Linked DNA regions of Homo sapiens: region 2 is linked to region 1. Evidence: read pairs that join two places in POLR2A ChIA-PET (ENCODE). Cell type or tissue: B cell. All regions are shown on one strand. Links, peaks and the distances in the headings refer to the core of each region. The heading gives the core; the rest is flanking DNA. Region 1 overlaps IDH2-DT (IDH2 divergent transcript). Region 2 overlaps ZNF710 (zinc finger protein 710).

What was found. Peaks named below come from ENCODE experiments on the same cell type or tissue, not always from the same donor. Only the 100,000 strongest peaks of a DNase experiment are listed, where the experiment ranks them.
Region 2: POLR2A ChIA-PET joins it to region 1 with 5 read pairs; 3 of 35 experiments call an interaction of 5 or more read pairs at or near these places.

What each region holds. Positions count from the first base shown.
Region 1 is chr15:90,122,966-90,138,282 of GRCh38, forward strand. IDH2-DT (IDH2 divergent transcript) reads left to right here. Exons shown (of 3, transcript NR_149130.1): 3 at 10,432-10,607. Among named protein-coding and RNA genes, the nearest start is that of IDH2, 28 kb to the left of the region's middle. In B cell, for the core only: no CTCF peak of the experiment used is centred there; a DNase peak (open chromatin) is centred at 8,516.
Region 2 is chr15:90,051,060-90,066,376 of GRCh38, forward strand. All of the region lies in intron 1 of ZNF710 (zinc finger protein 710), which reads left to right. Among named protein-coding and RNA genes, the nearest start is that of ZNF710-AS1, 23 kb to the right of the region's middle. RefSeq lists enhancers at 3,080-3,963, 7,844-8,555, 8,381-8,500, 8,621-8,680, 8,691-8,740 and a silencer at 12,831-12,890. In B cell, for the core only: no CTCF peak of the experiment used is centred there; DNase peaks (open chromatin) are centred at 7,432, 7,686 and 8,672; H3K4me3 peaks cover 510 bases; H3K27ac peaks cover 3,398 bases.

The DNA of each region.
Region 1 (15,317 bases), core at 6,945-10,944:
TTATGTTTATTATTTCTATGTCCTATGTAATAAATCTTTTCCTATCCCAAGATTGTGAAAGTATTCTCCTATAGTATCTTCTAGAAGACTTATGCCTTTTTGAAAACTCCTATAGGCCGGGCGTGGTGGCTCACACCTGTAATCCCAACACTTTGGGAGGCCGAGGTGGGCGGATCACGAGGTCAGGAGATCGAGACCATCCTAGCTAACACAGTGGAACCCCATCTGTACTAAAAACACAAAAAATTAGCCGGGCGTGGTGGCATGTGCCTGAAGTCCCAGCTACTCGGGAGGCTGAGGCAGGAGAATCGCTTGAACCCAGGAGGTGGAGTTGCAGTGAGCCAAGATTTCGCCATTGCACTCCAGCCTGGGCAACAGAGTGAGACTCTGTCTCAAAACAAACAAACAAACAAACAAACAAAAAACTTCTATAGTATCTTCCTAAAGTACAGAAGCTTTAGGCTTTTTTAAAACTTTTACAATGATACCTATAATTAATCTAGAATTGATTTGTATCCACCCTGATTTCAGGTATGTTTAAATGTGAAAAACAATGTGTTCTCAAGAATTGATAAAAGTTATTTTTTTAGCCCTCATCTGTTACTTAACACTTTAGGGCATTTTTCTTTGCCATTAAATATTCTTCTACAACATATTTTTAAATTGTAAATTGGCAAATTACCATTGTATATGCTATGGGTTACAAAGTGATGTTATGGGCTGGGCACCAGTAACTTAAGCACTTTGGGAGGCCAAGGTGGGAGGATTGCTTGAGTTCAGGAATTCAAGACTAGCCTGGGCAATATTGTGAAACCCCCATCTCTTAAAAAAAAAAAACAAAAACCAAAGTGATGTTATGATTTATGAATACAATGTAGAAAAATTAAATCAAGCTAATTAACATATCTGTTACCTCAAATTCTTATAATTTTTGTAGTGAGAACATTTGAGATTTACACTTAGTGACTTTGAAATGTACAGCACATTATTATTTACTATATTCACCATGCTGTGCAATATATCTCAAAGAAAAAAACTTATTCCTCCTGTCTAATTGAGGATTTGTACCCTTTGACTATCATTTCTCCCAAGGTTTTGTTTTGTTTTGTTTTGTTTTTTTACTAGCAGCCTAATAGTCCATTATATTCCTCTCACTGGAGCAGGGGCTCTGGAATCAGTCAGGTTAATATTCTGTCCTCACCTCTTAGGAACTATGTAACTTTTACCTTTTTTTTTGAGACGGAGTTTCACTCTTGTTGCCCAGGCTGGAGTGCAATGGCGCGATCTCGGCTCACCACAACCTCCGCCTCCCAGGTTCAAGCGATTTCCTGCCTCAGCCTCCTGAGTAGCTGGGATTACAGGCATGCACCACCACGCTTGGCTAATTTTGCATTTTTAGGAGAGACAAGGTATCTCCGTGTTGGTCAGGCTGTTCTCTAACTCTTGACCTCAGGTGATCTGCCCGCCTCAGCCTCCCAAAGTGCTGGGATTACAGGCATGAGCCACCGCACGTGGCTGAACTATGTAACTTTTGACAATAATTTTACTCTCTAGGCTTTAGCTCTTATGGGAGATGGCCAGGTCTTGAACTGAGTTAGTTTCATAGTTGGATCTCAACCCCTAATTGATTGAGTTAGAAGCCCTACATCAACTGAAATAGTGGATCATTAACTCTAGAACAGTCTTATTTACTCATAAAAGTCTCCTAAAGACCTAGGATAGGTCACATTTTGAGAGTCCACAGTTTTATCTACTGTGACTAAGAACAATAAAACTACATGAAACAATGCCCTGTGGTGTTTAAAAGCTGTAGTCAGGGTTGGCAGCATGAAGGAGTGGCAATTGAACCACTTAATTAAATTCCCTTATCAGATGATCAGATTATTGTTTATCAGTAGAGCTAGTGATTAAGTGAGGCCTCCAACCTTGTCCTAGCTGGTTGCCTTGGGAGAGTTTCCAGACTTCTCCGTGGCTCACTTTATCATCATCTGTAAAATGGGTAGAGTAACAGCTTAGTACCAACCTCATAGTAATGTGCTGGTTAAAATATACTCAGCTGGCTGGGTGCGGTGGTTCATGCCTGTAATCCCAGCACTTTGGGAGGCCAAGACGGGTAGATCACCTGAAGTCAGTAGTTTAAGACCAGCATGGCCAACATGGTGAAACCCCGTCTCTACTAAAAATACAAAAATTAGCCAAGCGTAGTGATGCACACCTGTAATCCCAGCTATTCGGGAGGCTGAGGCAGAAGAATTGCTTGAACCCAGGAGGTGGAGGTTGCAGTGAGCTGAGATAGCACCATTGCACTCCAGCCTGGGCAACAAGAGCGAAACTCCGTCTCAAAAAATAATAGTAATAAATAAATAGTACTCAGCTGGCTGGGTGTGGTGGCTCATGCCTATAATCCCAGCACTTTGGGAGGCCAAGGAGGGTGGATCACTTGAGCTCGGCAGTTCAAGACCAGCCTGGCCAACATGGTGAAACCTTCTCTACTAAAAATACTAAAATTAGCCTGGCATGGTGCCATGTGCCTGTAATCCCAGCTACTGGGGAGGCTGAGGCAGGAAAATTGCTTGAACTTGGGAGGTGGAGGTTGCAGTGAGCTGAGACTGCACAACTGCACTGCAGTCCAGCCTGGGCGGCAGAATACAATTGTGTCTCAAAAAAAACAAAAAACAAAAAACAAAACTCAACTGAAGATGGACGCAACATGTGATAAGTGATGAATAATGGCCACCATCATTCTCATCTCTGGCTGGGGTAGGACTAGTGAGATCGGGACGTGTAAGGTAGCTCACTCAGATATTGGGTTAGGGAGACCCAAAAAACTGCAGTGGAACTCAGGCGCTGTTCATGTGGGGCAGATGGCTAATACTGAAACTCACAAGAAATGGCTAACAACAAACTTCCTAGAAATCAGTTTGTTTGGGCCAGGTGCAGTGGCTCACGCCTGTAATCCCAGCACTTTGCAAGGCCAGGGTTGGTGGATCACATGAGGTCAGGAGTTCAAGACCAGCCTGGCCAACATGGTGAAACCCCATCTCTATTAAAAAATACAAAAATTAGCCAGGGATGGTGGCACGTGCCTGTAATCCCAGCTACTTGGTAGGCTAAGGCAAGAGAATCACTTGAACCCAGGAGGCGGAGGTTGCACTGAGCCAAAAAGGCTCCACTGCCCTCCAGCCTGGGTGACAGAGCAAGATTCCGTCTCGGGGGAAAAAAAAAGAAAGAAATCAGTTTGTCCAATGAGGTGCTGGCAAATGTTTAACAACCAGCTCCAGTGCGGGGGGTGTGTGTGTGTGTATGTGTGTGTGTGTGTTTGCTAACTTGTAGCATTTGCTGATTTCGGTAGTGTAAATATTTCCACCATGGCCAATTTCAAACTACCAACACAGCATCACTGAACAGAGTTGTATATTTCCATCTATAATATTTCCACCATATAGATGCAACAGACATAAATGTCCTCAAATGCATAGATACTAGTAAAATATAGTAAAATAATTAGAAAGTGATGAGTTTGAGTCTTTTAATATAATCATAAGTTTATATAACTTAATTTTTAATAATGGCTATGTGTAACAACTGGCTTGCAAAATTCTTGAGAATTTAACAGTTGGCTCTCATGAGCCTGTACAAGCTGGCTCCAGACACCACTCCAGCCACCCCATGTCTCCTTTTGGATCTTGTGGAGTATAGCCCAGGACGTGGCAACTGCACAAGAGCTTAGGGCAGCTTCAATATCCTTCTTAGGGACTCCTTCCTCTGGCAATTGTGTCCCCCTCCTGGAGGACACAGCCCCAGAGGTGACCTTTTCCCTTCCAGGCTCCAAGCTGTTTAACATTCTCATCCACCAGCACCTCCCCCCACTGCAGGGCGGCTATTTCAGGAATGCCGGGACGTGCACGTAGGGCATCCTGGCCAGCCACTTGCTGGCCAGCCACTTGCCGAATGCACCCTGTCAGGTGCTCACAAGGTCGTCCAGATGGCTAGAAAGAGAGCAGCAGCCTTAGGAAGGGGCTGCCTGCTCCTAGGCTCACAGCCCCTTGATACTTGCATTCTCTAATTAGGAATGCCTTGGCCAACAGACCCTAGAAGTCCACTGCCCTCGTGTATTTCAAAACCTGGATCCAAACTACCATTTCTTAGTTTCATCTCACTTCTGCCCATTGCTTCTCTACCCCTGCAAGTGACAACAGAGACAGTCATAAATAATGTTGGCAACTTCACGCACGGAGTGCTTGCTCTAGAATTATCCTATTTAATCCTCATAACAACCCTATGAAGTAGGTACTATTTTTATCCCAGTTCTGTAGATGAGAAGTCCAAGACTTGGGGTGGTATGTTAACTTGCCCACAGTCATATAGAAGGACTGTCTGGGGAACCCAAGTGTCTTAATCAGTGTTTTTTCTTTTACTTTTTTTTTTTTTTTTTTTGAGATGGAGTTTTGCTCCTGTTGCCCAGGCTGGAGTGCAATGGTGCAATCTTAGCTCACTGCAACCTCCACCTCCCAGATTCAAGTGATTCTCCTGCCTCAGCCTCTCAAGTAGCTGGAATTATAGGCACCCGCTACCATGCCCAACAAATTTTTGTATTTTTATTTTATTTTATTTTATTTTGAGACACAGTCTCGCTCTGTTGCCCAGGCTGGAGTGCAGTGGTGTGATCTTGGCTCCCTGCAAGCTCCTCCTCCCAGGTTCACGCCATTCTCCTGCCTCAGCCTCCCAAGTAGCTGGGACTACAGGTGCCCGCCACCACGCCTGGCTAATTTTTTGTATTTTTAGTAGAGACGGGATTTCACCGCGTTAGCCAGGATGGTCTTGATCTCCTGACCTCATGTTCCGCCCGCCTCGGCCTTTCAAAGTGCTGGGATTACAGGTCAGCCACCGCGCCCGGCCAAATTTTTGTATTTTTAGTAGAGACAGAGTTTCACCATGTTGGCCAGGCTGGTCTCAAACTCCTGACCTCAACCTCAGGTGATCTACCTACCTTGGCATCCCAAAGTGTTGGGATTACAGGCATGAGCCACCGTGCCTGGCCCTTTTTTTTTTTTTTTAGATGGAATTTTCGCTCTTTTGTTGCCCAGGCTGGAGTGCCGCGTCGCGATCTTGACTCACTGCAATCTCCACCTCCCAGGTTCAAGCGGTTCTCCTGCCTCAGCCTGCTAAGTGGCTGGGATTACAGGCACACACCACCACACCCAGCTATTTTTTTTTTTTTTGTATTTTTAGTAGAGATGGGGTTTCACCATGTTGGCCAGGCTGGTCTCAAACTCCTGACCTTGTGATCGGCCCACCTCAGACCCCCAAAGTACTGCGATTACAGGTGGGAGCCACTGCACCCGGCCTATCAGTGTTTTTTCTTTTTCCTTCAACTGTCTTTCTTTACACAGTATCCTTGTTCCACACGTGATTATTTTGCATCTTTGACATGTTGCTTATTACTAAACATTCTCAGCACAGAGGCAGTAGTAGAAGCCATGAGTCTGATAAGTTTGCTGAAGGAGAGAGTGTGCTATGAGGACGGATCGTTGACAAGACCCTGGAGGACACAAGGACCTAAGAGCCCCTAAGAGGAGACAGAGAAGGTGCTGTCCCACAAAGTGCAAGATGTCCCAGGAGAGAGGTGTCCAGGGGATGACTGTGCGGGGGAAGCTCCGAAGTGGACAAGTCAACGAGCACCGGAAGGTGTCCCAGGGATCTGGCAATCAAGAGGCCATCAGTGAGCCAGGCAGGGTCTGTTTCTTCATTTCTTTGCCAGTGGGTGAGGAGGCTGTAGCAGGGAAGGCAGGAGACCCCATAGGTGGGTGGAGGAAAGGCAGGGAGGTCACAAAGTAGGGCCAGCCAGTGTAGACTTCCCTTCCAAGAAGGAGAAAGACGGAGAGAGACACTAGGTGGAAGAAGGGCTTTTGGGATTTGGGTTTTAGTTTTAGCTTTTTGTTTTTGTTTTTGTTTTTTAAAAAACACAGTTTCGGCAGGGCGCGGTGGCTCACGCCTGTAATCCCAGCACTTTGGGACGCCAAGGCGGGGAGATCACAAGGTCAGGAGATCAAGACTACCCCGGCCAACATGGTGAAACCCCATCTCTACTAAAATAAAATAAAATAAATTAGCCAGGAGTGGTGGTGCATGCCTGTAGTCCCAGCTACTCGGGAAACTGAGGCAGGGGAATTGTTTGAACCTGGGAGGCAGAGGTTGCAGTGAGCCGAGATCCTGCCACTGCACTCCAGCCTGGCAACACAGCGAGACTCCGTCTCAAAAAAAAACAAACAAACAAAAAAAACAAACATAAACACAGTTTCACTCTGTCGCCCAGGCTGGGGTGTAGTGGTACCATCTTGGCTCACTGCAACCTCCACCTCCCAGATTCAAGCAATTCTTGTACCTCAGCCTCCCAAGTAGCTGGGATTACAGGCACATGCCACCATGCCTGGCTATTTTTTGTATTAGTAGAGACGGGGTTTCACCATGTTGGCCAGGCTGGTCTCAAACTCCTGACCTCAAGCGATCCACCTGCCTCAGCCTCCCACAGTGTTGGGATTACAGGCGTGAGCCACTGCGCCCTGCCGAAACTGTGTTTTTTTAAAAACTAAACTAAGGCACCAGGCCTTAGTTTTAGTTTAGTTTTGTTTTAAGCTGGGAATGCCCTTAGCAGATTTCTATGCTGAGGAAAGGGAGCTAGTAGAGGTGAGGCTGAAGATGCTAGCAAGAGGACAGTGATGGCTGACACCATAGATGTAGGGGGATCGAAGTCCCAGACCAGAGAACACTCCCCTGCCCTCCTGGTTTGGTGGGAGCTAGATGGCTCCTGCCTTGTGGCCTGTATTTTCTCGAAGGAGGTGGCAGAGGGTGAGGGAATGAGTAGTTGGGGGACTGAGGATAGTGGAGGAGGCGTGTAACAGCCAGTCTGAGAGGAAAAGAGAAGGGGTTGCCAAGAGAAACAACTGAAATAGGAAGTAATACAGATGCTCCTCGATTCGCAAGGGGCTACAGCCCCATAAACCTGTTGTATGTGGAAAATGCATTTAATGTGGACAGCACAGCAGACAGTCCCCCGACTGATAATGGTTTGATTTCAGATGTTTCAACTTTATGATGGTGTGAAAGCATTACACTTTCAGTAGAAACCATAACCCCATCGTAAGTCATAAGGAGTTCTTTGACTTAGGTTGGGGCTACATCCTAATAAACCAATCACAAAGTTGAAAAATCCAGAATGGAAGCATTGGAAGTTGGAGACCATCTGTACAGGTGCAGTGGGACCATCTCTGCAGGTGTCAGGGCCCCAGCAGCTGAGACTAGACTTGGCAGATGCTGATTATGGGTTCGGTCTGCAGCCCATAACCTTGTCCATTGTCTCCTTTTTTACTGCTTTTGCCACCAGAGAAAGACACTCTCCCTCCAGGTTCTGGGAACCGCTCACCATGGCCCCCCATTTAAAACTCCACGAGGCTGGGCACAATGGCGCACACCTGTAGTCCTAACTACACAGGAGGCTCAAGCAGGAGGATGGCTTGAGCCCAGGAGTTCTGGGCTGTAGTGCACTGTGCCAACCGGGTGTCCACACTATGTTCAGCATTAATATGGTGACCTCCCAGGAGCGGGGGACCAGCAGGTTGCTTAAAGAGGGGTGAACCGACCCAGGTCAGAAATGAAGCAGGTCAAAACTCCTGTGCCGATCAGCAGTGGGATCCTGCCTATGAATAGCCACCACACTCCAGCCTGGACAACATAGTGAGACCCTGCCTCTAAAATAAATAAATAAATAAATAAATGAATAAAGGCTGGGCGCAGTGGCTCACACCTGTCATCCCAGCACTTCAGCCTTTCGACTCTTGGACAACATAGTGGTTTGCCAGGGGCTCCCCAGCCTTTGGCCACAGACTGAAGGCTGCGCTGTCAGCTTCCCTACTTTTGCAGTTCTGGGGACTGAGCCTCTACTGGCTTCTTTGCTCCTCAGCTTGCAGCCAGCCTATCATGGGACTTCACCTAGTGATGGTGTGAGTCAATTCTCCCTAATAAACTCCCTTTCGGCCGCGCACGGTGGCTCATGCCTGTAATCCCAGCACTTTGGGAAGGCGAGGCAGGCAGATCACCTGAGGTCAGAGGTTCAAGACCAGCCTGGCCAACATGGTGAAACCCTGTCTCTACAGAAATACAGAAATTAGTCGGGCATGATGGTGGGTGCCTGTAATCCCAGCTACTTGGAAGGCCAAGGTGGGAGAATCACTTGAACCCAGGAGGTGGAGGTTGCAGTGAGCTGAGATTGCGCCATTGCACTCCAGCCTGGGTGACAGAGTGAGACTCAGTCTGAGAAAAATAAAAAATAATTTAAAAAAAAACTGTTTCATACATACATCTATCCTGTTAGTTCTGTCCCTCTAGAGAACCCTCACTAATCCACTCACTTTCTTAAGATCACTTAACATGCATAGTAACCCCCCATACAAAATAAGGAAGTTAGTCATTTTGCCCAGAACAGAGCAGGACTCCCAGTTCCAGGTCAGTGATTATCCCATTTTGTCACAGGATGTACCACAAGATCCCCTGAGGCTTCCTCTTATTTGATCAAATAGAAAATACACTCTTAGAGGCGGGGCACGGTGGCTCACGCCTGTAATCCCAGCACTTTGGGAGGCAGAAGCAGGCGGATCACGAGGTCAGGAGTTTAAGACCAGCCTGGCCAACATAGTGAAACCCCGTCTCTACTAAAAATATAAAAATTAGCTGGGCATGCTGGTGGGCACCTGTAATCCCTGCTACATGGGAGGCTGAGACAGGAGAATGGCTTGAACCCGGGAGGCGGAGGTTTCAGTGAGCCGAGATCATGCCATTGCACTCCAGCCCGGGTGACAATGCAAGACTCTGTCTCAAAAAACAAAAAAAGAAAATACATTCTTAGAATTGACCTCCCTGTAGTCAACATAGATGGAATTTATTGCAAGCATTGGTCCTTTTCCCTTGAAAAAGATTTGCCTGTTCAATAATTTAGATCTGAGTTTCATTAGGAGGGAAATAGGCTTCCGTTCTGATCTATCAGTAGTGGTTGCATAGGAGCTCACCTGGAAAGAGTTCTGCGATCAACTAGTCAGGCCTGCCAAGGGCCAGGCAGTGGGAGAGTTAAAGCTTGTGTGCTAAACATTGTGCAGTCAGCCCTCAGTATCTGTGGGGGATTGGTTCCAGGACCTTCCTTGGGTGCCAAAATCCATGCATGCTCAAGTCCCTGATATAAAATGGCATAGTATTTGCATATAACTTACCCACATCCTCCCATATACTTTAAATCTCTAGATTTTACACATAATATGTAATACAATCTAAATGCTATGTAAATAGTTTTTATGCTGTATTGTTTGGGAGAGAATGACAAGGAAAAGGGTACGTGTTCAGTACGGCACAATGATTTTTTCAATTTTTTCCAATTTTTTTTTTTCTGGAGACAGAGTCTCACTCTGTCACCCAGCCTGGAGTGCAGTGGCACCAACAATAGTTCACTGCAGCCTTGAACTCCTGAGTTCCAATGATTCTCTTACCTCAGCCTCCCAAGTTGTTGAGACTACAGGAATGCACCACCATGCCTGGCTTTTTTTTTTTTTTTTTGGTAGAGATGGGGTCTTGCTGTGTTGCCCAGATGGGGTCTTGCTATGTTGCCCAAGCTGGTCTCAAACTCTGGGCCTTAAGCGATCCTCCTGCCTCAGCTTCCCAAAGTGCTGACATTACAGGTGTGAGCCACCGTGCATGACCCTTCAAATATGATTTTTCTGTGCTTGGTTGAGTCCATGGATGTAGAATCCACAGATACAGCACCCACAGATACTGTCAGGCCTCTGAGCCCAAGCGAAGCCATCATATCCCGTGTGACCTGCACGTATACATCCAGATGGCCTGAAGCAACTGAAGATCCACAAAAGAAGTGAAAATAGCCTTAACTGATGACATTCCACCATTGTGATTTGTTCCTGCCACACCCTAACTGATACAATATATTCTCCCCTGCCCTTAAGAAGGTAATTTGTGGCCAGGCGTGGTGGCTCAAGCCTGTAATCCCAGCACTTTGGGAGGCCAAGGCAGGCAGATCCCAAGGTCAGGAGATCGAGACCATCCTGGCTAACATGGTGAAACCCCGTCTCTACTAAAAATACAAAAAATTAGCCGGGCGTGGTGGCGGGCGCCTGTAATCCCAGCTACTCAGAAGGCTGAGGCAGGAGAATGGCGTGAACCTGGGGGGCCGAGGTGGCAGTGAGCCGAGATCACGTTACTGCACTCCAGCCTGGGCGACAGAGCAAGACTCTGTCTCAAAAAAAAAAAAAAAAAAAAAAAAAAAGAAGGTACTTTGTAATATTCTCCCCTGCTCTTAAGAATGTACTTTGTATGCCTATCCCTATAAGAACTAATGATAATCCCACCACCCTTTGCTAACTCTTTTTTCAGACTCAGCCCACCTGCACTGAGGTGAAATAAACAGCTTTATTGCTCACACAAAGCCTGTTGGTGGACTCTCTTCACATTGATGCGCGTGACATTTTGTGCTGTGACTTGGATTGGGGGCCCTTCCTTGGGAGATCAATCCCCTGTCCTCCTGCTCTTTGCTCCAGGAGAAAGATCCACCACGACCTTGGGTCTTCGGACCAACCAGCCCAAGGAACATCTCACCAATTTTAAATCGGGTAAGCGGCCTCTTTTTACTCTCTTCTCCAACCTCTCTCACTATCCCTCAACCTCTTTCTCCATTCAGTCTTGGCACCATCCTTCAATCTCTCCCTTCTCTTAATTTCAGTTCCTTTCCTTTTCTGGTAGAGACAGAGGAGACACATTCTATCCGTGAACCCAAAACTCCAGCACCAGTCATGGCCTCGGGAAGACAGTCTTCCCTTGGTGTTTAATCACTGTGGGAATGCCTGCTTGATTATTCACCCATGTTTCAGAGGTGTCTGATCACCGCTGGGAAGCCTGCCTTGATCGTTCACCCTTAGTGGCAAGCACCACTTTCCTGGGGGGCAACACCCCCCACCCCTTCTCTCCATGTCTCCACTCTCTCTTTTCTCTGGGCTTGCCTCCTTCACTATGGGCAACCTTCTACCCTCCATTCCTCCTTCTTCTCCCTTAGCCTGGCAAGAACTTAAAACCTCTTCAACTCACACCTGACCTAAAACCTAAACCCCTTATTTTCTTCTGCAATGCCGCTTAACCCCAACACAAACTCGACAGTGGTTCCAAATAGCCAGAAAATGGCACTTTCGATTTTTCCATCCTACAAGATCTAGATAATTCTTGTCATAAAATGGGCAAATGGTCTGAGATGCCTGATGTCCAGGCATTCTTTTACACATCGGTCCCTCCCTAGTCTCTGTTTCCAATGCTACTCATCCCAAATCCTCCTTCTTTCCCTCCCACCTGTCCCCTCAGTCCCAACCCCAAGTGTCACTGAGTCTTTTCAATCTTCCTTTTCTACTGACCCATCTGACCTCTCCCCTCCTCCCCAAACTGCTCCTCCTCAGGTCTTTCCCTGCCAGGCTGAATCAGGCTCCAATTCTTCCTCAGCCTCCGCTCCCCCATCCTATAATCCTTCTGTCACCTACCCTCCTCACACCCAGTCCAGCTTACAGTTTTGTTCTGCAACTAGCCCTCCCCGACCTGCCCAACAATTTCCTCTTAAAGAGGTGGCTGGAGCTAAAGGCATAGTCAAGGTTAATGCTCCTTTTTCTTTATCTGACCTCTCCCAAATCAGTTAGCGTTTAGGCTCTTTTTCCTCAAATATAAAAACCCAGCCCAGTTCATGGCTCCTTTGGCAGCAACCCTGAGACGCTTTACAGCCCTAGACCCTGAAGGGCCAGGAAGCCGTCTTATTCTCAATATGCATTTTATTACCCAATCCGCTCCCGACGTTAGATAAAGCTCCAAAAATTAGATTCCGGCCCTCAAACCCCACAACAGGACTTAATTAACCTCACCTTCAAGGTATGCAATAATAGAGTAGAGGCAGCCAAGTAGCAAAATATTTCTGAGTTGCAATTCCTTGCCTCCACTGTGAGAGAAACCCCAGCCACATCTCCAGCACACAAGAACTTCAAAATGCCTAAGCCGTAGATGCCTAAGCTGCAGCGGTCAAGCCTTCCTACAGGACCTCCTCCATCAGGACCTTGCTTCAAGTGCCAGAAATCTGGCCACCGGGCCAAGGAATGCCAGCAGCCCAGGATTCCTCCCAAGCTGTGTCCAATCTGTGCAGGGATCCACTGGAAATCAAACCACCCAGCTTGCCCGGCAGCCACTCTTAGAGCCCCTAAAGCTCTGGCCTAAGGCTCTCTGACTGACGCCTTCCCAGATCTTCTTGGCTTCGCAGCTGAAGACTGACACTGCTCAATCACCTCAGAAGCCTCCTGGACCATCACAGACGCTTTGGGTAACTCTTAAAGTGGAGGGTAAGTCAGTCCCCTTCTTAGTCAATATGGAGGCTACACACTCCACATTGCCTTCTTTTCAAGGGCCTGTTTCCCTTGCCTCCATAACTGTTGTGGGTATTGACGGCCAGGCTTCAAAATCCCTTAAAATTCCCCCACTCTGGTGCCAACTTGGACAACATTCTTTTATGCACTCCTTTTGTTATCCCCACCTGCCCAGTTCCTTATTAGGCCAAGACACTTTAAATTATCTGCTTCCCTGACTATTCCTGGGCTACAGCCACACCTCATTGCCGCCCTTTTCCCCAGTTCAAAGCCTCCTTCACATCCTCCCCTTGTACCTCCCCACCTTAATCCACAGGTATAGGACACCTCTACTCCCTCCTCGGCGACCGATCATGCACCCCTTACCATCCCATTAAAACCTAATCACCCTACCTTGCTCAATGCCAATATCCCATCCCACAGCACGCTTTAAAAGGATTAAAGCCTGTTATCACTCACCTGTTACAGCATGGCCTTTTAAAGCCTATAAACTCTCCTTACAATTCCCCTATTTTACCTGTCCAAAAATCAGACAAGTCTTACAAGTTAGTTCAGGATCTGTGCCTTATCAACCAAATTGTTTTGCCTATCCACCCCGTGGTGACGAACTCATATACTCTCCTCCTCAATGCCTCCCTCCACAACCCCTCCACAAGCCATTATTCTGTTCTGGATCTCAAACGTGCTTTCTTTACTATTCCTTTGCGTCCCATCCCAGCCTCTCTTCGCTTTCACTTGGACTGTCCCTGACACTCATCAGGCTCAGCAAGTTTCCTGGGCTGTACTGCCTCAAGGCTTCACGGACAGCCCCCATTACTTCAGTCAAGCCCAAATTCCTTCCTCATCCATTACCTATCTCGGCATAATTCTTCATGAAAACACACATGCTCTCCCTGCTAATGGTGTCCGGTTAAATCTATCCTCAAGGAAATCACTTCTCAGTGTTCCATCTGCTATTCTCCTACTCCTCAGGGATCGTTCAGGCCCCCTCCCCTTCCCTACACGTCAAGCTCAGGGATTTGCCCCCACCTAGGACTGGCAAATTGACTTTGCTCACATGCCCCGAGTCAGGAAACTAAAATACCTCTTGGTCTGGGTAGACGCTTTCACCGGATGGGTAGAGGCCTTTCCCACAGGGTCTGAGAAGGCCACCACAGTCATTTCTTCCCTTCTGTCAGACATAATTCCTCGGTTTGGCCTTCCCATCACTATACAGTCCGATACCGGACCGGCCTTTATTAGTTAAATCACCAAGCAGTTTCTCAGGCTCTTGGTATTCAGTAGTAAAATCTTCATACCCCTTACCGTCCTCAATCTTCAGGAAAGGTAAAACGGACTAATAGTCTTTTAAAGACATACCTCACCAAGCTCAGCCTCCAGCTTCAAAAGGACTGGACAGTACTTTTACCTCTCACCCTTCTCAGAATTAAAGCCTGTCCTCAGGGTGCTAGTAAAGCCCATTTAAGCTCCTGTATGGACAGTCCTTTTTATTAGAGCCCAGTCTCATTCCAGACACCATCCCAACTTGAACTGCACCCCAAAAACTTGTCATCCCTGCTATCTTCTGTCTAGTCATACTCATATTCATTATTTTCAACTACTTGTAAATACCCTGCCCTTGTTTACACTGCCAGTTTACACTTTTCCTCCAAACCATCATAACTGATATCTCCTGGTTTTACCTCAAACCGGCACCATTAAGTCTCTCTCAAAGTGGATAGATCATCTTTGCTGACAGGGTGCACTCCAGTACTTTCACCCTGATGAAGTCCTATTCTTTACTTTTATACTCACTCTTATTCTCGTTCCCGTTCTTATGCCACCCTCTACCTCTCCCCAGCTATCTCCACCACACTATCAATCTCACTCACTCTCTCCTAGCCATTTCTAACCCTTCTTTAACAAACAATTTCTGGCTTTGCATTTCTCTTTCCTCCAAAATTGTGGAGGCCTCGACTTACTCACTGCTAAAAAAAAAATTAAAAAAAGACTCCATATATTTTTAAATAAAGTGTTTTTTTTGTTTTTGTTTTACCTAAATCAATCTGGCCTGGTATACAACATAAAAAAACTCAAGGATAGAGCCCAAAAACTCGCCAACCAAGCAAATAATTATGCTGAACCCCCTTGGGCACTCTCTAATTGGATGTCCTGGGTCCTCCCAATTCTTAGTCCTTTAATACCTGTTTTTCTCTTCCTCTTATTCGGACCTTGTGTCTTCTGTTTAGTTTCTCAATTCATAAAAAACCGCTTCCAGGCCATCACCAATCATTCTATACGACAAATGCTCCTTCTAACAACCCCACAACATCACCCCTTACCCCAAAATCTTTCTTCAGTTTAATCTCTCCCATTCTGGATTCCCATGCTGCCCCTAATCCCGCTCGAAGCAGCCCTGAGAAACATCTTCCATTATCTCTCCATACCACCCCCAAAAATTTTCGCCGCCCCAACACTTCACCACTATTTTGTTTTGTTTTTCTTATTAATATAAGAAGACAGGAATGTCAGGCCTCTGAGCCCAAGCGAAGCCATCATATCCCCTGTGCCCTCCACATATACATCCAGATGGCCTGAAGCAACTGAAGATCCACAAAGGAAGTGAAAATAGCTTAACTGATGACATTCCACCATTGTGATTTGTTCCTGCCCCACCCCAACTGATATGATATGTTCTCCCCCGCCCTTAAGAAGGTACTTTGTAATATTCTCCCCCGCCCTTAAGAAGGTACTTTGTACACCTATCCCAAACCTACAAGAACTAATGATAATCCCACCATCCTTTGCTGACTCCTTTTTCGGACTCAGCCCGCCTGCACGCAGGTGAAATAAACGCCTTGTTGCTCACACAAAGCCTGTTGGTGGACTCTCTTC
Region 2 (15,317 bases), core at 5,281-9,280, 74 kb before region 1:
GAAACCCCATCTCTACTAAAAATACAAAAATTAGCCGGGTGTGGTGACACATGCCTGTAGTCCCAGCTACTTGGGAGGCTGAGGCAGGAGAATCGCTTGAACCCGAGAGGCGGAGGTTGCAGTGAGCCAAGATCGTGCCGCTGCACTCCAGCCTGGGCGACACAGCCAGACTCCGTCTCAAAAAAAAAAAAAAAAAATTAGCGGTCACTCCCAGTAACTGGGTCCTTACTATGCATCAGCCCTTATGAAACACATCATTTCCCTTATCTCCTTTATCTTAAAAGCACAGGCAGACTAGGCGCAGTGGTTCACGCCTGCAATCCCAGCACTTTGGGAGGCTGAGGCGGGCGGATCGCCTGAGGTCAGGAGTTCAAGACCAGCCTGGCCAACATGGCAAAACCTGCCTCTACTAAAAATACAAAAATTAGCTGGGTGTGGTGGTGGGTGCCTGTAATCCCAATTATTTGGGAGGCTGAGGCAGGAGAATCGCTTGAACTGGGGAGGCAGAGGTTGCAGTGAGCTGAGATGGCGCCACTGCACTCCAGCCTTGGCGACAGAGTGAGACTTTGTCTCAAAATAATAATAATAATTAATTAATTAATAAAAGCAGAGGCATTTAGGTTAGACCCAACTCCACTTATTCTCTGGTGTACCTGGTAACCGTGGGTGAATCACTCAACTCCTGTGCCTTGGTTTCCTCCTCTGTAAATACGTTTTGTTGTCAAGATTCTGTGCTGTATAAAAATGATCTCAACAGGCACAACTCCAGGCTGAAAGGAAGGGCTCAGTGATTAGACCCTTCTCCTGTCACTATACAGACAAGGAAACCAAATCCCAGGGAGGTTGAGACACTTGCCTGAGGGTGTACAGCTCCTAAGTGGCAGAGCTGGGGGTGGAGGACAGGTCTGCTGGACTGAGAACCATGTATCCCTCCCTTCTACCACCTGCAGAGGAAGGGGCTGTCCTTCCCCATTTCCTCCCCACCTCTGCTGCTTCTCATCTCCCCCTCCTCGGACCTTGCTCCTGGGGCCCAGGAGGTGCTGAGCCAGCCTTTTAGTGGAGGACTACCAATACCATGGCCCCTCCCTGGCCTGATCCCTGGCGCAGCAACGCTTCTCACCTGCAGCCAGACACTCACACAGCTCGAGGGCTCCTGAAGACCTAGGGCCCCTTTCTTCATCCCCATGTGACTTTTTTTTGTCGCAGGGGACTTGATCCCATTTTCCACCAGTGCATCTCTTCTCTTGGTCACTTTGAGATGCTGGGGCCACAGCCATCATCGGTTTGCTTCATTTTCTGCAGTCAATCTCCATTCCCAGATCTTTGTTTCTCCTGTCATTTCTGATCACTCGAGATTAAAAACAGCAATGGAGAAGCCAGGAGGAGGCTGAGCTAAGGAGGACTCGGAGTGATGTGACCTCAGTCCTCCCAGGAACACAGGAAGAAGAGGAGTAAATGGGGAAGAATGTGATTATAATCAGCTCCAATCCTGCCTTTATCTCTTACTGGCTCTGTGACGTAGACAAATCACAGCTTCTCTAAGACTCAGTTTGCTCATCTGTAAAATGAAAATTAAAACGTCTATCTTGGGCCTGGTTCGGTGGCTCACGCCTGTAATCCCAGCACTTTGGGAGGCCGAGGTGGGCAGATCATCTGAGGTCAGGAGTTCGAGACCAGCCTGGCCAACATGGTGAAACCCCATTTCTACTAAAAATACAAAAAAACTAGCCAGGCGTGTTGGCGCATGCCTGTAATTCCAGCTACTTGGGAGGCTGAGGCAGGGGAATCGCTTGAACCGGGGAGGCGGAGGTTGCGGTGAGCTGAGATGGCGCCACTGCACCCCAGCCTGGGCGACAGAGAGAGACTCTGCCTCAAAAAATAATAATTATTAAAATAAAATAAAATAAAATGTCTATCTCCCTGGGACAGCCTGTCCCTTGTGCCTGGTCCATAATATGAGCTCAGTAAATGATGGCTGAAAAGAAATTAGAAAGAGGTGGCAACCTTTCATTCTGCCTTAAACTCGGGGCACAGACACATGGGTGGGAAAGCCCATGAATTTTGCTTTCTTTACTCAGAGGCAATTTAGAAACATAGAAGAGTGTATTTTGGGGAATTGGTGAATCTCACCATCCTGTTTGGAGTGAGGGAGCTGGGCACCCTGAGCATTTGCTGGGTGCCTCAGCCTGGGGCCAGGCCCTGTGTCTCATTCACACAAGGCAAGGTAGGGCCTGAAGAGGCAGCATGGGGTGGTGAATGGTTGGGTTTCCCTGGACAGCAGTGAATTCCTTTTTTTTTTTTTCTTTTGAGACACGGTCTCACTCTGTCACCCGGGCTGGAGTACAGTGGTGTGATCACGGCTCACTGCAACCTCGACCTCCCAGACTCAAGCCATCCTCCCACTCAGCCCCCCAAGTAGCTGGTACTACAGGCACGTGCCATCATGGCCTGTTAATATTTTGTAGAAATGGGGTTTCACAATGTTGCCCAGGGTGGTCTCGAACTCCTGAGCTCAAATGATCCTCCCTCCTTGGCCTCCCAAAGTGCTGGGATTATGGGTGTGAGCCCCTGCGCCAGTCAGCAGTGAATTCCTGCCTGGAGCTGGTCATGGGGGATTTCTGCACTGGCTTACCCCCTGCTCTAGGTCCTGCCCTTGCTTCATCCTGATGTGGGTGCCGGCTTCTCCCCTACCCTGACCTCAGAGAAGCAGGGCCAGGCTCTCTGGGATGCCTCCTCCCAGGGAGCCCCCCCAACACACACTTCCCACCCGTGTGTTTTCCTCCTCCCTTCCCTAGGTGAGGTCAATAGAGAAGCTTCCCTGTGGCAGGCAGGGGTCCGTTCTGGGGTTTGTCTCCTCCCTCCTGGCCACTGTGGGGAGTCTGACCCTTAGAGATGACCCGAGAGAGAGAAGGCCGGGACTGATCTGGAGAAGCCCTGGCTGATGGAATGGGGTTTCTTTTTCCCTCCTTTCTTCCTTCTTTTCTTTTTTATTTTTAAGCAAAAGATAAATAAATGTCACCCTGAGATGACAAGAGAACATTGAAGGAGATAAAAGGAGAGTAAAAGGGAGCGAGAGAGCAGAGGCAAAGGACAGAGGGGGATTTGGACTGTACACTGCGATGAGGGGAGAGATGAAAGAGGGAAGAAAGAGATGAGATGGGAAGGCAGGACCGAGTGGCAGAGCGGAGGATGGGGTTGCCACGGAAACCGAAGGAGGGGAGGAATGGAGGGAGAGGAAGATGGGATGGAGAAGGCGGAGGGCTTGGTGCAGGAGGGGTCTGAGGCGAGTCTTGGTGAGGAGGAAGGGAAGCCATGAGGGGCTCCCAGGTGTGAATTAGGCCCCGGTGTGGGAAAACAGGTTGGCAGGGGAGGAAGACAAGACCCAGAAAGCCCATCCCTGAGAGCTGAGGTGGAGAGGGCTGGGTCTCGGCCCTGGGCCCACCCAGCTGGGGCCTGCTCTATCCTGCCTGCAGGGGACTGCCTCAGTTTCCACGTCTGTATAATGGAAATGGTACCCCCCATCCCAGAGGACTGCCCCGATGGCTAGAAATGGTGTGCTTTCATCCCAGGCCCTGATGAAGTTCAAGCGCAGTGAATGGTCCTATTGTTACTTCCTTTGATTCTTATCTTTGTCCCCTTGAACTTGTGAGCTGAAGTTTTGTCTGCTTTTCCCGTTACACGAAGCTGGTGATCTCTGGGTCCAGGATAGTGTACTTGTTTGGGGGACAGATGTGCTTCTTTGCTTCTGGACTTGGAGGAAAGATATGGAGCCCTCTGGAAACATGAGGCCTGCTGCCCCTCCCCCTCGGAACAGGAACTGGCCATAAAGCTCAGGGAAAAGAGGCGGGCAGGGTCTATCTGGCTGCTGTCCAAAGCTGGTCTCGGCAAGGGGCCTCTTTTTTCTTTGCCCTTGAATATGGGTATTCTCGAAAGGGCAACAATTTATTCTATCTGTGTACTCTGCTAGGGATGCAGTGGTGAGCAAACAGGCAAGGTCTCTGCCCTTGGAGAATGTAATCTAACTGGGATGCCAGAATCTAACTGGGATGGTAGCTATTAGGCAAGTAATTCTATAAATAAATAAATCATTAACAAATCATTTAAAGTTACAATAAGGTCCAGGAAGGAAAAGTATGAAATTTGAGATTGCACAGGACCTGGGGTCTAGACCTGGTCAGGGTGGGGCAGGGGGTCCGGGCAAGCTTCCTGAGGAAGTGTTACCTGGGCTGAAAGCTGAAGGGAGAGGAATGAGGAAGAGCATTCCAGGTAGGGGAAAGCATGTGTGAAGAGGCCGTGTGCAGGTGAGGTCTATTAAAGAACATCGATGAAGTCCACGTGGCTTCACATGGAGGGAGGGGACAGCAGCACGTTGTGGACTTGTCATGGAGGCAGGGACCAACCAGACAAGTTCTGGAGGCCCTTGGTGAGATGTTTGGGCTTGATTGCAAGAGCAATGGGAGGTGACTGGGATGTGGAGCAGGTGGGATGTCGTGACCGATTGGTACAAGCATAAGGCTTGCTTCAGTCTTCTCTCTTTTGACTGACTATTAGCATGCTAGGGCAAGGGACAGCTGCGTGGCAGAACTCTTGAGAGCTCAAAACATTTCCTGCAGGTGGGTTGAATGGTGGAAATTCCTTGCCCCGTACAATCTCCTGTGCACACCTTCATGGTCCCCAGACGGTAGAAGGCAAACAGTCTGGTGGGAGAGCCTGAGCTGGGGGGTGACCCCCATGTTTGACATGGATAGAAGGAAACACAAGGAGTCAAGAGCTCCACAGGCACGGTGGCCCACGCCTGTAATCCCAGCACTTTGGGAGGCCGAGGCAGGTGGATCACCTGAGGTCAGGAGTTCAAGACCAGCCTGGGAAACATGGTGAAACCCCGTCTCTACTAAAAAAATACAAAAATTAGCCAGGCATAGTGGTGCACACCTGTAATCCTAGCTATCTGGGAGGCTGAGGCAGGAGAATCGCTTGAACCAGGAGGTGGAGGTTGCAGTGGGCCAAGATCACACCACTACATTCCAGCCTGGGCAACAGAGCAAGACTCCATCTTAAAAAAAAAAAAGGCCAGATGCAGTGGTTCACACCTGTAATCCCAGCACTTTGGGAGGCCGAGGCGGGTGGATCACCTGAGGTCGGAAGTTCAAGACCAGCCTGACCAACATGGAGAAACCCCGTCTCTACTAAAGATACAAAAAAAATTAGCCAGGCCGTGGTGGCGCATGCCTGTAATCCCAGCTACTCAGGAGGCTGAGGCAGGAGAATCAATTGAATCCAGAAGGCGGAGGTTGCGGTGAGCCGAGATCATACCATTGCACTCCAGCCTAGGCAACAAGAGCGAAACTCCGTCTCAAAAAAAAAAGAGCTCCAGATTAGTCCTGACTGAGGGGTAGGGGCCTTGGGGTCTTGGTTTCCATATCTGTAAAATGATGGCATTGGACAGGAGGGTCCCCAAAGTTCCTTTCAGCCCTGCCGGTGAAGATTCCAAGACCCACAGCCAAAGTGGCTGAAGCACAGGGTCTTCAGCAAGGCCACCATCCTGCCATGGGAGAGCCAAGCATCCCTCCCTTGCAGTAAAGAAGCACGCATGCGTTTACTGGGCATGTGAGCTGCGAGGTGGGAGGATCAGGCCCATGGCTTCTGGGATCCTGGTGTCTTCAGATCATAGGCGGCACATTACTCCTGTACTTAGCATCAAAGAGAAGCTACCATGTGCTTTTTATGCAGCTCTGCAGGCAGCTCAGCATTTGCCCACAGTAATTTGTGCAGCAGACGCCCTGTTAGTTTAGGCAGGCTCATTTCTATAAGAACCAGAGGCCCACCCAACTCACTTCAGGGCTAAGGGGGGTTGATTGCCAGCGAGGGTTCCCCAGGCTAGGGGCAGGGGCTGGGCACCATCCAGAATCCCGGTGCCTTCTGGGATCAGCATTCCCTTGGGCTCTCCTCAGACACCCACCCCGCCACCCCCACTTGCCCAAGCTCTCTGCCCCTTTGTGTTCTGGCCTCACTCTACCCCATGGCGCTCCTTTGTGTGTTCTTTGCACATCTGCTCCTGTGGCTGATGGACTGAGGCTTAATGCAGAGCCATGTTTCCAAGAGAGGAAACTTTGGCCCAAGTTCTTTCAGGGGATGGGGAGGGCCAGGCCATAGGTCTGGGCCCAGCTTCTGTATGAACTGCCCTAGATGGTGGGGGTATGCTATGCTTGGAGGCCCAGGGCTGGAAGTGGGGCAGCTGCCATTAGGCGAAGGTGAGGAAGAAGGCACCTGGGGTGGGGAGGGGCCTCCCACTTGATTCACCAGGCAAGGCCAGGTCACCGAGAGTATGCGTCAACTCTTGCTAATTAACTTCGAGGCCGGGCACGGTGGCTCACACCTATAATCCCAGCACTTCGGGAGGCCAAGCTGGGTGGATCACTTGAGCCCAGGAGTTTGAGACCAGCCTGGGTAACACGGTGAAACACCATGTCTACTAAAAAATCCAAAAATGAGCCAGGCGTGGTGGCGCGCTCCTGTAGTCCCAGCTACTCGGGTGGCTGAGGCACGAGAATCGCTTGAAGCCAGAAGGTGGAGGTTGCAGTGAGCTGAGATCATGCCACTGCACTCCAGCCTGGGTTACAGAGCAAGACTAAATAATAATAATAATAATAATAATAATAATAATAATTTGGAGAATCAGAATCACTTAAGAAGCCTCTAGAAAATCCCATGTCCAGGCCCTGAACCCAGAGATTCTGGTTTAACTGGTCTAGAGTGAGACCCCGGTATTGGCATTCTGATCAAACGATACCAGTTCTGGAACTCTGTGGACCCAGGGTCTCTGTCTTCACAAGAGTTTGTGTCTGAGAAGTCACATCAAAATAGTTCATGCCTCGACATGGGGGCTTCACCCCTCATATCCTTGGGTTTTAGGGTACTGTGACCTCTTAGAGGAGGGAGATCCTCACACAGGGGCCACCCTGTGGCAGTCAGACCCACCTCAGCCCTCAGCTTATAGAAGCAGAGGCGTGGCTCCCAGGTCAGGTGTAGGTGCACCCGGGCCTGGGGAATGGATCAAGAGAGCGAGGGTTGTCAGAGCAGGCCCTGTGGGAGGGGCTCTCTCACCTGGGAGGGCGTCAGGTGAGAAAGCACTCAGAGCTCCTGGGCCTGAGCTCCTGGGGACTCTGCCATTAGCAGGGGAAGGCAAGGAAGAAGGCACTTGGGGTGGGGAGGGCCCTCTGGCTTGATTCACCGGACAAGGTCAGGTCACTGAGAGTGTGCATCTGCTCTTGCTAACTAATTTGGAGAGGCCCTTCCCTATGCTGCCTGGACACCACCCCAAGGAGGAGGCAGGACTGTCCTGGGAGTGAGGTGCTCAGAGAAGAGCAAAGCCTTGGTAGAACTCTCAGGCAAGAGTTTCACTCTCCATCTCACTTACCGCATTCAGTCTTGGTCCCTTGGCGACTGTCAGTTTCCTTCTCTTCCCTTTTCTGTACGCTGGTGTCTTTCTCTAGAGACACTCCCGTGCTGGGCCCCCTCTGTTCCTCTGCAGTCACTGTCCTGTGGGTGGCCTGGCTGTCAGGGGAGATGATCCACAGTGTGATTATTGTATCAGTCAGGGTTCTAGAGTAAGAAATAGAACCAGTAGGAGACACTATATATTTATATATATATATATATACACACATATACACACACACGTACACAGAGAGGTCTCTTTTAAGGAATTGGCTCCTGTGATTGTGGGGGCTGGCAAGTCCAAAATCTGCAGGGCAGACCCGGGGGCTGGAAACTCAGCAAGATTCATAAGTTACAGTCTCAAGGCAGAATTCTTTCTCTGGGAAGCCTCAATGTTTGCCCTTAAGGCCTTCAACTGATTGATGCCCACCCACATTATGGAGGGTCATCTGCTTTTCTTAAAGTCAACCGATTGTAAATGTGAGTCACATCTACAGGATACCTTCATAGCAACATCTAGCTTAGCCAAGCACACAGCCGGGCACCATAGCTTAGCCAAGATGACGCATATGATTTACCACGACAGTGATGGTCTCAGGCTGAGAGAGGGTCCTCATCCTGTCCTCATGTACTTCAAGGGAAGCAGTGCTTGCACTAAATCCTCAAAGATGATGGGAAATTCACCCAGTTCGAGGGAAGGGCAGTCCTGGCAGGGGAATCAGCCTGTGCAGAGGCCCCAAGGTAGGAAACATCGGTGAGTTGGGGGCAGAGGGGCAGTGGAGCCTGCCTGGGAGCCATCTTGGGCAGCAAATGAAGGCATGGGCAGTGCATCCCGCCTACCAAAAGGCTGTGGGGGCTGCGGGGCCGGAGACCTGCATTCTAGCCCTTGCTCCCCCACCGTCTCACTGTGTGACCTTGGACCATTCCCTTCCCCTCCCTGGGCCTCAGTTTCCTCATCTGTTAACAGGGCCGGGTATGGTGCGCATCACGGGGGTTTGTGGGTTGGTGGCCCTGTGTCAGGGGCCCAGCCACTCTGACTCCCAGAGGTGGGGCTCAGTGAATCTGTCCACAGAGAAAGGGGAAGCAAGGCAGAGACAGGATCGCAGGAGGAAGAGACTCTCGAACTTCCCCTGCCCCTCCCCCGTGCCGGCGGCAGCTCCCTGGGCCTCTGGCTCCTGAGGCCTGTGGGCTGGGCAGAAGTGAGACTGTGGCAAGGGGCCCCGAGGCACAGGCCTTCCAGCTCTCGCTTCCTCTTCCCTTCTGCGCATGTGAGTAGAGTTTCCCTTGAAGCCTCCTGCGAGGAGGACAACAGGGGAAACCAAGAGGCTGGTTTCCTTAGGCGGTGAAATCCCGTGCATGTTTTTCACAGCGGGTGTACAGGCCTGGAACTTCCTCTTCTCCTCCCACCTGGTTACCTGTCCCGCCCACTCCAGCTTCAGCCTCTCCAGCCCCAGGGCCCTGGACTCCAAGGGGCAAAAGGCCCAGAGCCACATCCTGGAGGGCTTGAATGCCAGACCCAGGGTCAGGAGCCCCCTCCCCGCTCTTGCTCTGTTGGGTCCTGAACTGCCTCCACGGAAGCCAGTCCTCAGTCCCTGTCCCCACCCCACCCCACCCCCATACTGCAGCCCCCGCCTCCCAGAGATCCGGGTGCTTCATGTGGACTGAGCTTACGCAAGTCAACTCCCCAAGGGTGAGAACTTTAATTTGCCCCTTCTATCTACCCACAAGCAAGCACCTAATAGGTTTAGTAAATGTGCATTAAATCAGTGGCTCAAGCCTGGCACAGTGGCTTAGGCCTGTCATCCCAGCACTTTGGGAGGCCAAGGTGAGAAGATCGCTTGACCCCAGAAGTTCAAGACCAGCCTGGGCAACTTAGCAAGACTCCACCTCTACAAAAACAATGTAAAATTAGACAGGTGTGGTGGCACATGCCTTTAGTCCCACCTACTTGGGAGGCTGAGGCAGGAGGATTGCCTGAGCCCAGGAGTTTGAGGCTGCAGTGAGCTATGATGGCACCACTGCACTCCAGCCTGGACAATAGAGGAAGGCCCATCTCTTAAAAAAATAAAAAGTCAGGCCGGGCGCAGTAGCTCACGCCTGTAATCCCAGCACTCTGGGAGGACGAGGCAGGTGGATCACCTGAGGTCAGGAGTTCGAGACCAGCCTGGCCAACATGGTGAACACCTTGTCTCTATTAAAAATATAAAAAATTAGCCGAGCATGGTGGTGGGCGCCTGTAATCCCAGCTACTTTGGAGGCTGAGGCAGGAGAATTGCTTGAACCCAGGAGGCAGAGGTTGCAGTGATCCAGTATTGCTCCACCGCACTCCAGACTGAGCAACAGAGCAAGACACTGTCTCAAAAAATAAATAAATAAATAAAAAGTCAGAGGTTCAGCTGCAGGGCTGGAGACTGCAGTCTCTGAGCAACCTGGTGATTCAAGGCCAAGATGAGGAGCCAACAGGCAAGCCTGCCTTCCAGGATAAGTTCGAGGCACTGCTGAGGCTGTGTCAGGGAGTATGGGCTCACTGGACCTTCAGGAAATAGTCATCAAATTACATTGATCACGGGTGGTTGGTGATGTCCCAAGCCTGGCCTGGCAGAAGCCCCAGACCTCTGTCTATTGGTTGTTTTTGTTTGTTTGCTTGCTTGCTTTTTCTTTATTTCTATACTTTTTTTTGTTTTGTTTTTTGAGACAGGGTTTCACGCCTGTCACCCAGGCTAGAGTGCAGTGGCGTGATCTCAGCTCACTGCAACCTTCGCCTCCTGGGCTCAAGCGATTCTCCTGCCTCAGCCTCCCAAATATCTGGGGCTACAGGCATGCCACCACACTTAGCTAATTTTTGCATTTTTTTTTGCAGAGATGAGAGCTCATCACGTTACCCAGGCTGGTCACAAACTCCTGAGCTCAAGTGATCCGCCTGCCTCAGCCTCCCAAAGTGCTGAGATTACTGGTGTGAGCCTCCGCGCCCGCCCTTCAGTTGGTGTTTGAGATCTCCCTGGTGGTGGGAACTAGTCAAAGAGTGTCCAGGTGGCCACAAGGTCCTGTTGGTTCTTCCTTCAAAATGGCTCCTGTCGTGCGAGACCAGGTTTTGGGTGTCTTCACCCACTCTCTGCCCTGAGATCTGTGTCCCAAGGGACACCAGCCACCCTGATCCCACCCGACCCTCCTCTGCTCCTAGAGTGATGGGGTCCCCATGAGAGGAAAGGAGCACTGTTGTGAGCAGTGTGGGATGAGAGGAGGTGCTGTCACAGCTTGGGGAAGGGACCCTGGTAACCAGCAGGTAGGTCAATAGTTCCCGTTCCAAGTAGGCTCTTGTGCCCATTTTACAGATCAGGAAATGGAGACAGGTGGAGGAGCCAGGCGACTTGCCCAGCCTTTACAGGACCCATGGGGCAAAGCCGTAGGTGAAGTCACAGTTAGAGATTCCAGAGCTCTGAGGAGACGGCGTCCCTGCTTGGGTGGGGAAGGTCCCCTGCTGGCCCCCAGACGATGAGTCTTTGTTCCCTCCCCAGGGGCTGGCCTGGCCCTCAGGCCTGGGAGGTGGAGGTGCCGAGCCCTGGGAAATAGGGCAGTCCTGGGCTTCCGGTGTCACTGCACGCCCCTCCCCCTCCCGCCTTTGTTTCTTGGCCTCCACAGCCTCATTCTCTCTCCCTCCCCCTCACTCAGGCTCCTCCTCTGCCCCCCCTTCCCTGTCTCTTCATTTCTTCTCTCCCTCTCCCTTTCTCTCTCTCTCTCTCTGATATGTCCTCCCTTCCCCCACTCCCAGCACAACTACAATCAGGCAGCTCATCTGTGTCTATTTCCCCGCCTTTCACATTGACTTTCTCCCCACCCTGGGGACCGAGGGCATCCTGGTGGGAGGCCACGCCACATCCCAGCCAGTGGTCGCCCCTCATCTTGCCAGCCTGGGGCAGTCTGAGCTCCCCTTTCTCCTGGACATGGGGGGAGCTTTTGTTCTGAGTCCTTAGCACAAGTGGTGGGAGAGGCCCTGCTCTAAGAAGGGAGGGGCCCCAGTGGGGCCCCAGGCGGATGACAGAGGGGCCTTGGGTTGGGTGGGGAGGCAGCCCTGGCACACAGGTGACGCACACCTGGCAGGCTCTCTTCCTGCCCTGGATGGCCCTGTGCCAGGACATAAACAGAAGGGTTTAGCCTGGGAGATGGAACAGAGCGGGTGAGGAGACACGAGGCACAATGCTGGCCCAGGAGGAGGGAGAACAGAGTGATACCGGGCCTCCCCACTCCTCATTTCCGTGTGCGATAGGCAGGCAGAACACACATGCGAAACGCAGGTAAATTAGATTCCCTCCTCAGCAGAGCCCCTTCTGCATACACACACGCGCGCACGCGCACACACACACAGCCTGCCTGGCCGCCCCAGTGAACAAGACAACATGGACACGGGGCCTGCCCCCATAAGCCTCACAAAGAGAGCATTACAGGGTGGTGTGTGTTCTACTCAGCCAAGTCTCCAGGCCAGTGTAAAAGAAAGCGTGGGGCCAACTGCCCAGGTGGGCAGTGGCTCAATGAAGACTTCTAGTAGAAGGAGAGACCCCAGTTCCCCCAGCCGGCTGGGGCCCTGGACCAGCCAGCCAGGAAGCAGCCCGAGCCTTCATGTTGCAGTTTGCCCAGGTCGTGCCTACGTGCCCCTGCTGGCCTGTGGTGACCCAGGACAGCTCCTGAGAACTGAGGAGCCAGGCTCGGGTGTGACCTCCGCGGGTGCATAGCTGCAGGAGCACAGATGGGACCCAGCTGTGGGGCCACACGGGCCTGGCTGCAGACCCAACTCCCCCTTCATTGATGGGGCACTTGGGAGTGTGTTATTCAAGCCTGGATTTCCTGGGGCGTGAGGTGGGGAGCGCACTACCCCACCCCTGCCCCCCGGGTTGTTCCTAGTATTAAATGGCTGACTGGGGACCTCGTGAGTGTCTGTAATGAGAAGCTGTAGGTCTTCCGTGGTGTTTGTCGTCAGTTGTTGGCAGCTCTCTGTGCCCCTGCCCTGCCCCCACTTAGGCACAAACCCTCAGGAACAAGGACTCTGGGTTAGTCCCTTTCTACAGCCAAGCACAGGCTCCTGACACAGACGCACCTTCTCAAGTCCAAACTACCTGTTCATATGGGAAGGGGTTTGCTTCAGGTGTCCTGGTGTGACTATAAGGAGTGGCCCCTTGTAGAAAGGGGCCCGGTGTGGACGGTCAGCTCCATGGTTACCCTTGCTGTAGGGAACCACACTTCAGCTCCCACAGGCAGTTCGCTGGCTGACGTTTTTGCCCTCTCCTCACCTCTAAAGCAGTGTTAACTGTTTCCTTATGCCCGCGCCCTTGAGGTTGGCGGGAGGGGGCTGATTCCTGGTATTAGGCTGCAGGGGAAAGGAGAGGGAAGGGAACTAACGACACTGACATCCTCATCTCACTGTCCCATGAGTCAGGAGCCTCTTCCCCCCCATAGAGATGAGAATCACCTGATGTCACACGGCTAGTAGACGGCAGAGCCTGGATTGAACTCAGCATCCAGGGCCAAGGGGGAAGCACTGGCTTGGCCATTGATGCTCAGTTCCTCCTTCTTGCTGGTCCTGCCTTTGGGGAAGTTTACAAAAACTGCTGAACACATCATTTGCCCAAACCCCACAACAGACAGGAGGGTTGCCGCTGGGTGCTGTGTCAGACGGACTGTCGCGACAGGAGGCAGCCATGCTCCTCAGCGTGCTCTGCAAAACTGACAGTGGCTGGAGGGCACTGGGGGTGGCTGTGGTGGGCCCCAAGGGGCAGGACCCCTGCCTCATTCACCTTGCTGTCTCCAGGCACAAGCCCTAACCCATAGCAGGGATTTAGCGGCTATTTATTGTACAAATGAATGAATGAGTTCTCTAGTGGTTGTCCTCAGAATCACTTAAGCTTTGCTGAATTTGGGGCCCAAGAATGGAAACATCTCTTGGCTCTGTGGCTTTTTTCAGAAAAGCCTTCTCCCAGAGATCTGGGCAGATAATAATGGTTCTTTTTTTCTTCCTTTGAGACAGAGTCTCACTGTGACACCCAGGCTGGAATGCAATGGTGCGATCTCTGCTCACTGCAACTTCCGCCTCCTGGGTTCAAGTGATTCTCCTGCCTCAGACTCCCAAGCAGCTGGGATTACAGGCACCCACCACCACGCCCGGCTAATTTTTGTATTTTTAGTAGAGATGAGGTTTCACCATGTTGGCCAGGCTGGTCTCGAACTCCTGACCTCAAGTGATCTGCCCGCCTCAGCCTCACAAAGTGCTGGGATTACAGGTGTGAGCCACCATGCCCCTGCCAACAGTGATTCTTTACAGTTGGTTAGGGCCTTATAATGAACCAAGCTGCTTCACCTGTGTTAGGACCGTGGGCCCTCACAACCCTTCCATGGGTGAGTGTTTTCATCCCCGTTTTTCAGATAGGGAAACTGAGCCACTGGCATGACTTTGCTTAGTCACTTGCAAGTGACTGAGCTGGCACTCGAGGTCCTCGCTGACTGCATTTCCCAGCAGCTGGACATTGGGGTGGGGTGTGGTGGTTTGGAAGCACGTTTAGCCCCTGCGGCCTATTCCAGATGCACCCTGACCCCCCAGGCCGAGGTTTCCTTCTATCTGATCCCTTCCACGAGAGCCTCACTCTAAGCTTAATAGTTTAATCTTTGGTGTCCGTTTCAAGGAGGCTAAATTCCTGTCTGGGGTATTTTTAGCCGTCCTCAGGAAGGGGAAGCTCCGCTGGGCGCTGGGGGGAGGGGGACGCCTTGCCCGGAGCCGGTTTCCTGAGGAAGGGCCGCCGACCGTGTGCCTGACCGTGGCCCTGGGAGAGGCTGGTAGTTGGTCCGTTGGGAGCCCTGGGAGCAAAGCAGGCGAGAGTCGCCCCAGTAATGCCATCCCCTCTCCTCAGATGTGCCAGGTGTTGAACCAGGGCAAGGGGTATAGGCCCAGGAGGAGGTCGCCACTGCCTGGCGTGCTGCAGTCCTTGGAAGCCTGGAGAGGGCACGAGGGCAGGCCAGGAGAGCCGGGATGGCTCCAGGAGCAGGTGGACCTCGAGCCACGCCTCGGAGGCTGGTGGGAGGAGCAGGGGTCAGCAGGGTTGGGAAAAGGCTGCCCCAGGTGGGAAGACCCATGGGTGAAAAGACCGGGCTCCACAGACGGCTCACGGAGCAGGTGCCTCCATATGTGGCTGGAGCCCCCAGCGAGGGAAGAGGCCGCTGTGCTGGGGGTTTGTACCTGGGCACGTGGGCACATTGGCACTATTTAGAAGATCATGTTAGAGGCAGGTACAGTGGCTCATGTCTATAATCCTAGCATTTCGGGGGGCTGAGGCAGAAGGATCACTTCAGTGCTGGAGGTTGAGACAGGAGTGAGCCATGATTGTGTCACAGTAGCCTGGGCAACAGAGCAAGACCCCATCTCTAATCAAAAAGAAAGAAAAAAACGTTAGTTGAGAGATTGTGAATGTGAACTTGGGAGCCTGTTTGAGCATTCAATTCGGATAGTGGCCTCAAACATGTTAGCTGTCAAGGAGCTCTTCTTTCAAATCAGATCGGACATGGAACTCCAACGTATAAAATCAGATAAAAGTGATATTTTTATCAGTATAAATTTAGATATTTAAATGTATAACATTTAGCTAATCAAGAAAAACAACAACTGCTTGTGATAGATGCAGATGTTTATCGTCGGGGCTGACAAGTGACAGCCAGTGTTTGAGATTGGCCTCAGCACCTAGTTTATTTTTTTATATTGTGTTTCTGCCATACGTTCTCGTTCATACAGCCGAGCCATTACCAATAATGACAGTTAACACCTCACCGCACAGTCCCAAGGTCTGTGCAAATTAATTACTTTGGCAACAAAGCCAGTGGGGCTACAGTAGAATGTGTTAGAA